2 separate regions of the Homo sapiens genome follow, and region 2 is linked to region 1. Evidence: chromatin contacts called from ENCODE Hi-C or POLR2A ChIA-PET data. All regions are on one chromosome and are shown on one strand. Each heading gives the region's core, a stretch centred on a gene start or an enhancer-like site at or near the end of the contact. The rest is flanking DNA. Distances are from core to core; before and after follow the strand shown. Region 1 overlaps KPNA1 (karyopherin subunit alpha 1). Region 2 overlaps MIX23 (mitochondrial matrix import factor 23).

Evidence for each region. Hi-C counts contacts between places; a loop is a spot of excess contacts on that map. ChIA-PET counts read pairs that join two places held with the same protein, here RNA polymerase II (POLR2A). Pooled maps may share reads with other maps.
Region 2: a pooled map shows a loop between it and region 1 (16-fold over the local background). The contact joins two enhancer-like sites. A Hi-C loop is called at or near these places in 8 of 50 pooled maps. POLR2A ChIA-PET finds 5 or more read pairs at or near these places in 2 of 52 experiments (GM12878 and activated CD4-positive, alpha-beta T cell).

Annotation. Positions count from the first base shown.
Region 1 is chr3:122,480,738-122,484,607 of GRCh38, reverse strand. All of the region lies in intron 2 of KPNA1 (karyopherin subunit alpha 1), which reads left to right. Among named protein-coding and RNA genes, the nearest start is that of KPNA1, 32 kb to the left of the region's middle. RefSeq lists enhancers at 1,377-1,436, 3,080-3,129. Within about 2 kb of position 1,372, at least 7 of the 41 ENCODE cell types and tissues checked have a DNase peak (open chromatin) inside an H3K27ac peak, as active enhancers do.
Region 2 is chr3:122,363,011-122,366,885 of GRCh38, reverse strand. MIX23 (mitochondrial matrix import factor 23) reads left to right here. Exons shown (of 5, transcript NM_001017928.4): 4 at 3,859-3,875. Among named protein-coding and RNA genes, the nearest start is that of MIX23, 18 kb to the left of the region's middle. RefSeq lists a cis regulatory region at 1,164-1,177 and an enhancer at 1,098-1,242. Within about 2 kb of position 1,250, at least 7 of the 41 ENCODE cell types and tissues checked have a DNase peak (open chromatin) inside an H3K27ac peak, as active enhancers do.

The sequences.
Region 1 (3,870 bases), core at 123-2,622:
GCAGTGGTGTGATCTCAGCTCACTGCAACTTCTGCTTCCCTTGCTCAAACAATTCTGCTTCAGCCTCTCAAGCAGCTGGGATTATAGGCGCCCACCACCATGCCAGCTAATTTTTGAATTTTTAGTAGAGATGAGGTTTCACCATATTGGCCAGGCTGGTCTTAGGTGATCTGCCTGCCTCGGCCTCCCAAAGTGCTGGAATTACAGGCGTGAGCCACTGTGCCCGGTCATGTTTATTTTTTATAATTGAGATTTTATTGGTTGTGTTGAGGATTAGTATACAGACATTTCAGTTTGTACACAGTTCTTATGTACTAAAAATCTAAAAAGCTGTGTATTGTAATTCTTTTTTAAACAGTTATTCCAGTGAGTTTCCAGCTTAAAATCTGGAGGCAAATTTTTAAGAGGCTGTCCAGTACCAGTATCTTAAAATGTTAAGTTACTGCATACATCCCACCAATTCACAGTTTAATAGCATATATACTACATATTCAAATTTTCAATCTTTTGCAGTACATTAACAAAGTTATTAGGAAAACAGCACTACCATGACTGAAGATTTTACAGAGTATGCACAATTCTGATAGGGAGAGCCATGATCAAGGAGTGGTTTTCTTTAGGAAACAATTCTGCTAAAAAATAACATAGGAATAGAAGTAATTTAAAATATTCAAGACATTAAATGCAGGACTGTGATTCCATATTGCCATTTTGTATACTTTGTATTGTAGGATATAAAAACTAATCCCTCATCTATGGAATGTCAGAGCCTCCCATAATTCAGTATCCCACACTATTTTCTGGTTGTACCAAAAAATAAACAACCAGCAAATGATTTCACCTCTTAAGAAAAGCATTTACACTTAAAAAATGGGATGAGGTGGGATTCCCTCCTTTTAAAAATGTTTCTAGAGCTACTAGAAAACTTATATTTACAAAATAGTTTATGAAAATATTCCTCTAGGCTGGGCACGGTGGCTCACACCTGTAATCCCAGCACTTTGGGAGGCTGAGGCGGGTGGATCAGCTGAGGTCAGGAGTTCAAGACCAGCCTGGCCAATATGTTGAAGCCCCGTTTCTACTAAAAATACAAAAATTAGCCAGGTGTGGTAGTGGGCGCCTGTAATCCCAGCTACTTGTGAGGCTGAAGCAGAAGGATTGCTTGAACCTGGGAGGTGGAGGTTGTAGTGAGCCTAGACCATACCGTTGTACTCCAGCCTCGGCAACAAGAGTGAAACTCCAATTTAAAAAAAACAAAACAAAACAACAACAATGAAAAAACCAGAAAATTCCTGTGGATAGTACAAGAAGGGAAACAGGAATGACTCATAAGACAAGGTATGTGATATTAATCACACTTGGCTTTTTTTTCCTCTGGCTTTCTCAGTTTAGTTTCTCTGTTTTCTGTAGGTAGGTAAATCTTTAGTTTCTTGGTTTGCCACTGCGATGTATTTTCTCTGCTTTCCTTTTCACTTTTGTTTTGTCTGAAGATGTATCCTTTCCTGCTGCCTTTTTTGGTTTCCTGTCCACTTTTGTAGGAGCAGAGTTAGCTGAGAACTGTGCTGGGTCTCCACCTGGGCTCTTCCTTCACTATCCCTTCAGCTGAGCTGACCTTCCTTCCTCTTTGATATTTTGGTGGTGGAGAGGCGCGAGAGCCTTGGTGAAGCTAGGCTGCCTAGCTATTGCTGTCCTGTCCCGTCCCATCCCGTCCCATCCCGTCCTCCCCAGTCTCTACCAGCTACTGAGACCTGCTGCGGGGGTTAGGTCATCTTTACATTCTCTTAGCAATTTGTAGTTTTTGGTGTATAGGTCTTACAGATTTTTATCTTTTGTCAGATTTTTCCCTAAGTATTTCATTTTTATTGATGCTGTTGTAATTGTTATTTTTTAGATTTCAGTTGTTCATTGTTAATATGTAGAAATGCAATTTAATTTTGTATATTGATCTCCTAAAGCTTGCTGAACTCACTTGTTAGTTCTAGTCCCTTTGTTATAGATTCCATTGGGTTTTTTACATAGGCAATCATGTCATCTACAGATAAAAGTTTCCTTATTTTCCATTCTTATCTGGATGACTTTTATTTCTTTAACTTGTTTGGTTGTACTGACTAGAACTTAATGGTGCAGTGTTGAATGAAAATAATAAAAACAGACCTATCTGTTTTATTTCTGACCTTAGATGAAAAGTAGTGGGTCTTTCATTACCTGTGATGTTAATGACAGGTTTTTCATATATAGTCATGTACTATATAACTATGTTTCCATCAGCTATGGAGCACATATATGATGTGGTCCCATAAGATTATAATTACCATATTTTTACTGTACCTTTTCTATGTTTTGATATGCAAATTTTTACCTTTGGGTTAAAATCGCCTCCAGTGTTCAGTACAGTAACGTGCTGTACAAGTTTGTAGCCTAGGAGCAATAGGGCATATCATATCGCCTAGGCGTGTAGTAGCTATTCCATCTAGGTTTGTGTAACTACAATCTGTGATGTTCACATGATGATGAAGTCGTGTGATGTATTTCTCAGACTCTTGTTAAGTGATGCATGTGTGTATTTTATGAGATTAAGGAAGTTCTCTCTCTTTTTAAAAAGTTTTTATTTCTATGTATGTTCTTATACAGTATGCTAAAGAAAAACTTTTTTAGGAGAGTTTCTTTAAAACCTTAAAAAAAAATTTCATTGAGCCCAAAATGTCATATGACGTTAAGGAAGTTCTCTTCTGTTCCTAGTTGAATAGATATATAAATGTTTAGAGTTCTTACATCTTCTTGATGAATTGACTCCTTGATCATTATGAAATTACCTACTTTCTGATATATTATTTATCTTGAACCAACTTGTCTGACATTACAATACAGTCACTCCAGCTTTCTGTTAGCTAGCATTGGCTTTAAAACAGTTTCATTGAGATATAATTCACACGCTGTACAATTCACCCACTTGAAGTGTGTAATTCAGTGGTTTTTAGTATATTCATAGAGTTCCAGTACTTCACCACAACCAATTTTAGAACATTTTAGTCACCCGCTAAAAAACCCCTTATGCCCATTAGCAGTCACTCTCCATTCCCTCTGCTCCCCGCTTAGGACCCCTCAACCCTTATCTACTTTCTGTCTCTATAGATTTGCCTATTCTGGACATTTCATATAAGTGGAATCATACAGTATATGTGGTCTTTTGTGATTGGTTTCTTTAACTTAGTAGAGTGTGTTAAAGATTGATCCATGTTGTAACATGTATTGGTACTTCATTCCCTTTTCTCACTAAATATTCCATTGTGCAGATATACCACTTTTTGTTTATTGACTCAGTTGTTGGACATTTGGATTAACTTTTTTACTATTGTGAATAATGCTTCTGTGAACACATACAAGTTTTTGTGTGGATGTATGTTTTTATTTCTATGTATGTACTATACGGTATGCTAAGTACGGCACTTAGTACAGTATACTGAGAGTGGAATTGCTGGGTTATGTGGTAAATCTACATTTAATATTTTGTGGAACTGCCAACCTGTTTTCTACAAAAGCTGTACCATTTTACATTTTTATTAGCAATGTTTGAAGGCTTCAGTTTCTCCACCTTCTTGGAACACTTGTTATCTTTTTTGAGGCAGGGTCTCCCTCTATTGCCTAGGCTGGAGTGCAGTGGTGCCATTATGGTTCACTGCAGCTTTGAGCTCCCAGGGTCAAGTGATCCTTCCACCTCATCCTCCCAAGTAGCTAGGACTACAGGCACACGCCACCATGCCTAGCTAATTTTTTATTATTTTTTGTAGACACAGAGTCTCACTGTATTGTCCAGGCTGGTCTCGAACTCCTGGCCTCAAGTGATCCTCCTGCTTCAGCCTCCCAAAGCAC
Region 2 (3,875 bases), core at 1-2,500, 120 kb after region 1:
GCTTACTGCAACCTCTGGTTCTGGGGCTCAAGCAATCCTGCCTCAGCCTCCCCAGTAGCTGGGACTACGGGCGCGAACCACCACACCCAGCTTATTTTTTGTATTTTGGGTAGAGATGGAGTCTCACCATGTTACACGGGTTTATCTCAAACTCCTGAGCTCAAAGTGATCCACCTTCCTCAGCCTCCCAAAGTGCTAGGATTATAGGTGTGAGCCATCACACCTGACTTCATGTTTGTATTTTAAGATGGCATAATAGGTGACTTACGGATCCTTGTGGGATTGAGTCATGCTTTTCATACTGCACAGTCATGAAGTTTGCCCTTTGTTTAGTAGATGTAGCTGAACTTTGAAAAGGGGACCTCGTCATCTATTGAAAACTATTAGTAGAAAAGAAAAGAAACCTCTTTCCTTGTAGCTGGCTGCACACAAGGTGAGTAGGCCAGGCTGCTGCACTTTTTCGATCATTCCGCCAATTCTGGATGTCTCACTGGATCCAGGACTCAGCCACTGTCTTTGCTGCTCTCTTTGTTCATGACTACTGCGTCAGGTCTGTATTCCATACCTGCTCATGCCACAGGCACTGGTGGATCCCTTGGACAGTGACCTTATGCAGTGATGTTGATCTTACTCCCCTTGCTGTTCATGAAGGCATATAGATTATTTATTTATTTATTTATTTATTTATTTATTTATTTATTTATTTTTGAGATGGAGTCTCGCACTATCGCCTGGGCTGGAGTGCAGTGGTGCAATCTTGGCTCACTGAAACTTCCGCCTCCCAGGTTCAAGAGATTCTCCTGCCTCAGCCTCCCTAGTAGCTGGGGTTACAGGTGCCTGCCACCACGTCCAGCTAATTTTTTTTTGTATTTTTAGTAGAGACAGGGTTTCACCATGTTGGCCAGACTGGTCTCGAACTCCTGACCTTGTGATCTGCCCGTCTCAGCTTCCCAAAGTGCTGGGATTACAGGCATGAGCCACCGTGTCCAGCCGGCATATAGATAATTTATATAAAACTGGTGAAAGTCTAGTAATTTTGGAGTTTGTATTTCAACGCCCTTGAAGGTGTTGACAAAGGAAACTGCAGGGCAAAGGCTGTTAAATTGGAAACTGAAAAGTCACTGTTTGCAGATCAAGTCAAACAACAGAGTGACTCATTAGTGGAGAGCAAAGTTCAAAACTCTACTGAGTGTTTGGGAATGATTGTGACACACAATTTGCTCAGCCTTGAGATCTGCCCTTGTGTCTTTAGGGCCCAGATAGAATCACCAGGATGACCACTGCAAGGAGGGTTTAGAAACCAATCAGTGAGTTGCATGAGGTTTGCTTTCTAGCTTGATAACATATAGGGTTGGGGGTAACCATGGGGTAGTACATAAGCAAATAAGGAAATGTGAATTTTTTTTTTCAATTTTCAAGTTTGCTATGAAGATTATGGAATCAGAGAGAGCTCTTGGAGATGGTACAGCTCTACCTCTTCATTTTCTATCTGAGGAAAAAGACTCAGAGATACTTGAGATACTAACTGACACCCCCAAAGCCACAAGCTAGTAAGTGGTAGAACTGGGACTTTAACCCATCTCTTCTGACCCTGCATTCAGTCAGTTTCTTTAAGTTGTGACTAATAGTCAGATACTTTAGTGAGTATATTTCATTTATAGACAGATGCCAGTCAAAAAATCCCCACTAGTTTACCTGAATATTTAACTCAAAAAAAGCACCTTCGTTGCTGGACCTCTATAACTGCTGTCACATGTTAGTGGCCTTAAGTTTACCTGTTGAAGACCTACAGTCTCAAAGACAACTGTCTCAAAGGTGACAGTTTGTTGGTAGCACTGATAAAATTGTATTAGAAATTGGCTGTAATATCTGCAATGTTGTAGAATTTTAAAAAATAATCCAAAGGCAGACAGCTCTGAGGAAATAAATCCCACCTACCTTGGTGGCTTTGTAACCTTGTGTATTAATTGTTCTGAAAAGTCTGATTTTGAATCTGTAAAATGGAGTTGATACCTAATAACTTCTTATTTCTGGGGGGCATGTGCGGGGAGGATTCAAGGATGTAAGTAAGAGCTAGCATATTGGCTGCTACAAAGTAGCAGTTTCTTTCCTTTATGAGTCTCTGGGACTCCATATTTGTTGCATTAATCTTCTTTGTCATATCACCAACCAGTGGTTTCTAGCTTTTGTTTCACTACTGCTTAAGGGCAGGGTGTTGTGACAGGGGAGGATTCCCTGTCTCAGTGTCAGGGTATTCTCTTTTGGACAGTTCTAATGTTCGAAGATTTTCATATTGTGAAATTCTGCTCCCATGATATATAAGTACTGCTTCTTAATCTTCTCTCTGGAGTTACCCAGGATAATTCTGAACCCTTTTCTACATAGTATCCCTTTAAATATTTGAGAGCAGTTTTGAAGACTATCTTAGTGACTTTCACACTGTTCTTCAACTGAAATTATTTCTTTGGCAGTCAGTCCAGGCTTTGTCAGAGAAGTGGAGCTTTAATGATTTTGGTCTGTATGGCTGATTAAAATGGGAACTTAGGTTGCATTGGTGGGCTTCTTCAGGCTTGTTACTACTGCACAGCACAGGACTAATTGTCAGAATGAGTCCTTCTCCTTGTTCCACAGTTCTAGCCATATGTACAGGCCTACGCTTTGACGCCAGTTCTGAATCTAAGAAGGGAGTTTGCAAGGAGCCATTGGATCTGTCCGAAGTTCCATTCTTATCGTTGTTGCCACAAATTTCTCAAACCTCCTGCCTGAACTGCGCTCCTGGTTGGCCAGGGTCTTTGGCCTAGGTGTCAGATTCATGCTTGCCCAGATCTTGTTGAGCTTTCTGACATTTTGTTCCCAAATCTGGCCTGGGTTCTTCACTTTGGCCTGAGGAAATCGTCCTGGTGTTAACCTCTTAGTTGGCATCAACCTATAGTTCATGCTTTTTTCTCCTCATTTTCCTGAATATTTTCAAGCCTTCTGCCTGGAACTAGCCAGCTTTTTCCCCTTCAAGTCCTCTAACAAAATGCTACTGGGAGTATGGTGAGTCCTGCTCTCAGGGCCTGGCAATGGAATTGGCTACTTTTCTGTTGGAGTAATTAGGTTGGCAGTTATAAAGAAAGCTAGAAAGACTTGGCATTTTTAGCCTGAGACCTCTGACTGTATGGTTAAGGTGTGAGGAAACGCATGCCTTTCTAGATCACTTCCATGTATATTCTCTTTCCTCCCTGAGGGTTTTTTTTCTTAATTCTCTATTCAGGTCAGGTTTGCACTTCCTTGTCCTTTTTTTCCTCTGTGCTATCTTTGCAAGTCTGTAGTTGTATGATCAATCTCTAGAACTGGAATCCCTGGGTTCAAGGACATGAGAATGTACATTTCCTATGATTCTTGCCAAATTGCCCTCCATAGATTTTGTAACAATTTATACTCTTACTAAGAATATATGAGTATATCTTTTCACGTACCTTCACTAATGTTAGGTTTTATCAAACTTATTCATTCTGCCATGTTATGGCTTAATTTGCATTTCTTTATACTGGAGTAAGATTGGCATTTTGTTATGTTTACTGGCCTTTTGTATGTCTTCTGTGAACTGACTGGCCTTGGGATATTTTTTTTTTAAAGCTCTCAAGGTGATTAGGATATGCAGCAAAGTTTGAGATTAGCAATTGATTAGATATGGGGAAAGCTGATTGTGTCAAAGAAGCTTCCAAACTCTGCCATTAACAGACAAAAATACTAGAGCAGTAGCAGGTTTTGTTGGGTAAACATGAGTGTGGTTTTAGCTCTTTAAATTTTATAACTTCAGTTTTTTTTCTTGCTCTTTAAATTTTATAACTTCAATTTTTTTTTTTCTTGCAGTTGAAATGGATGCAGTC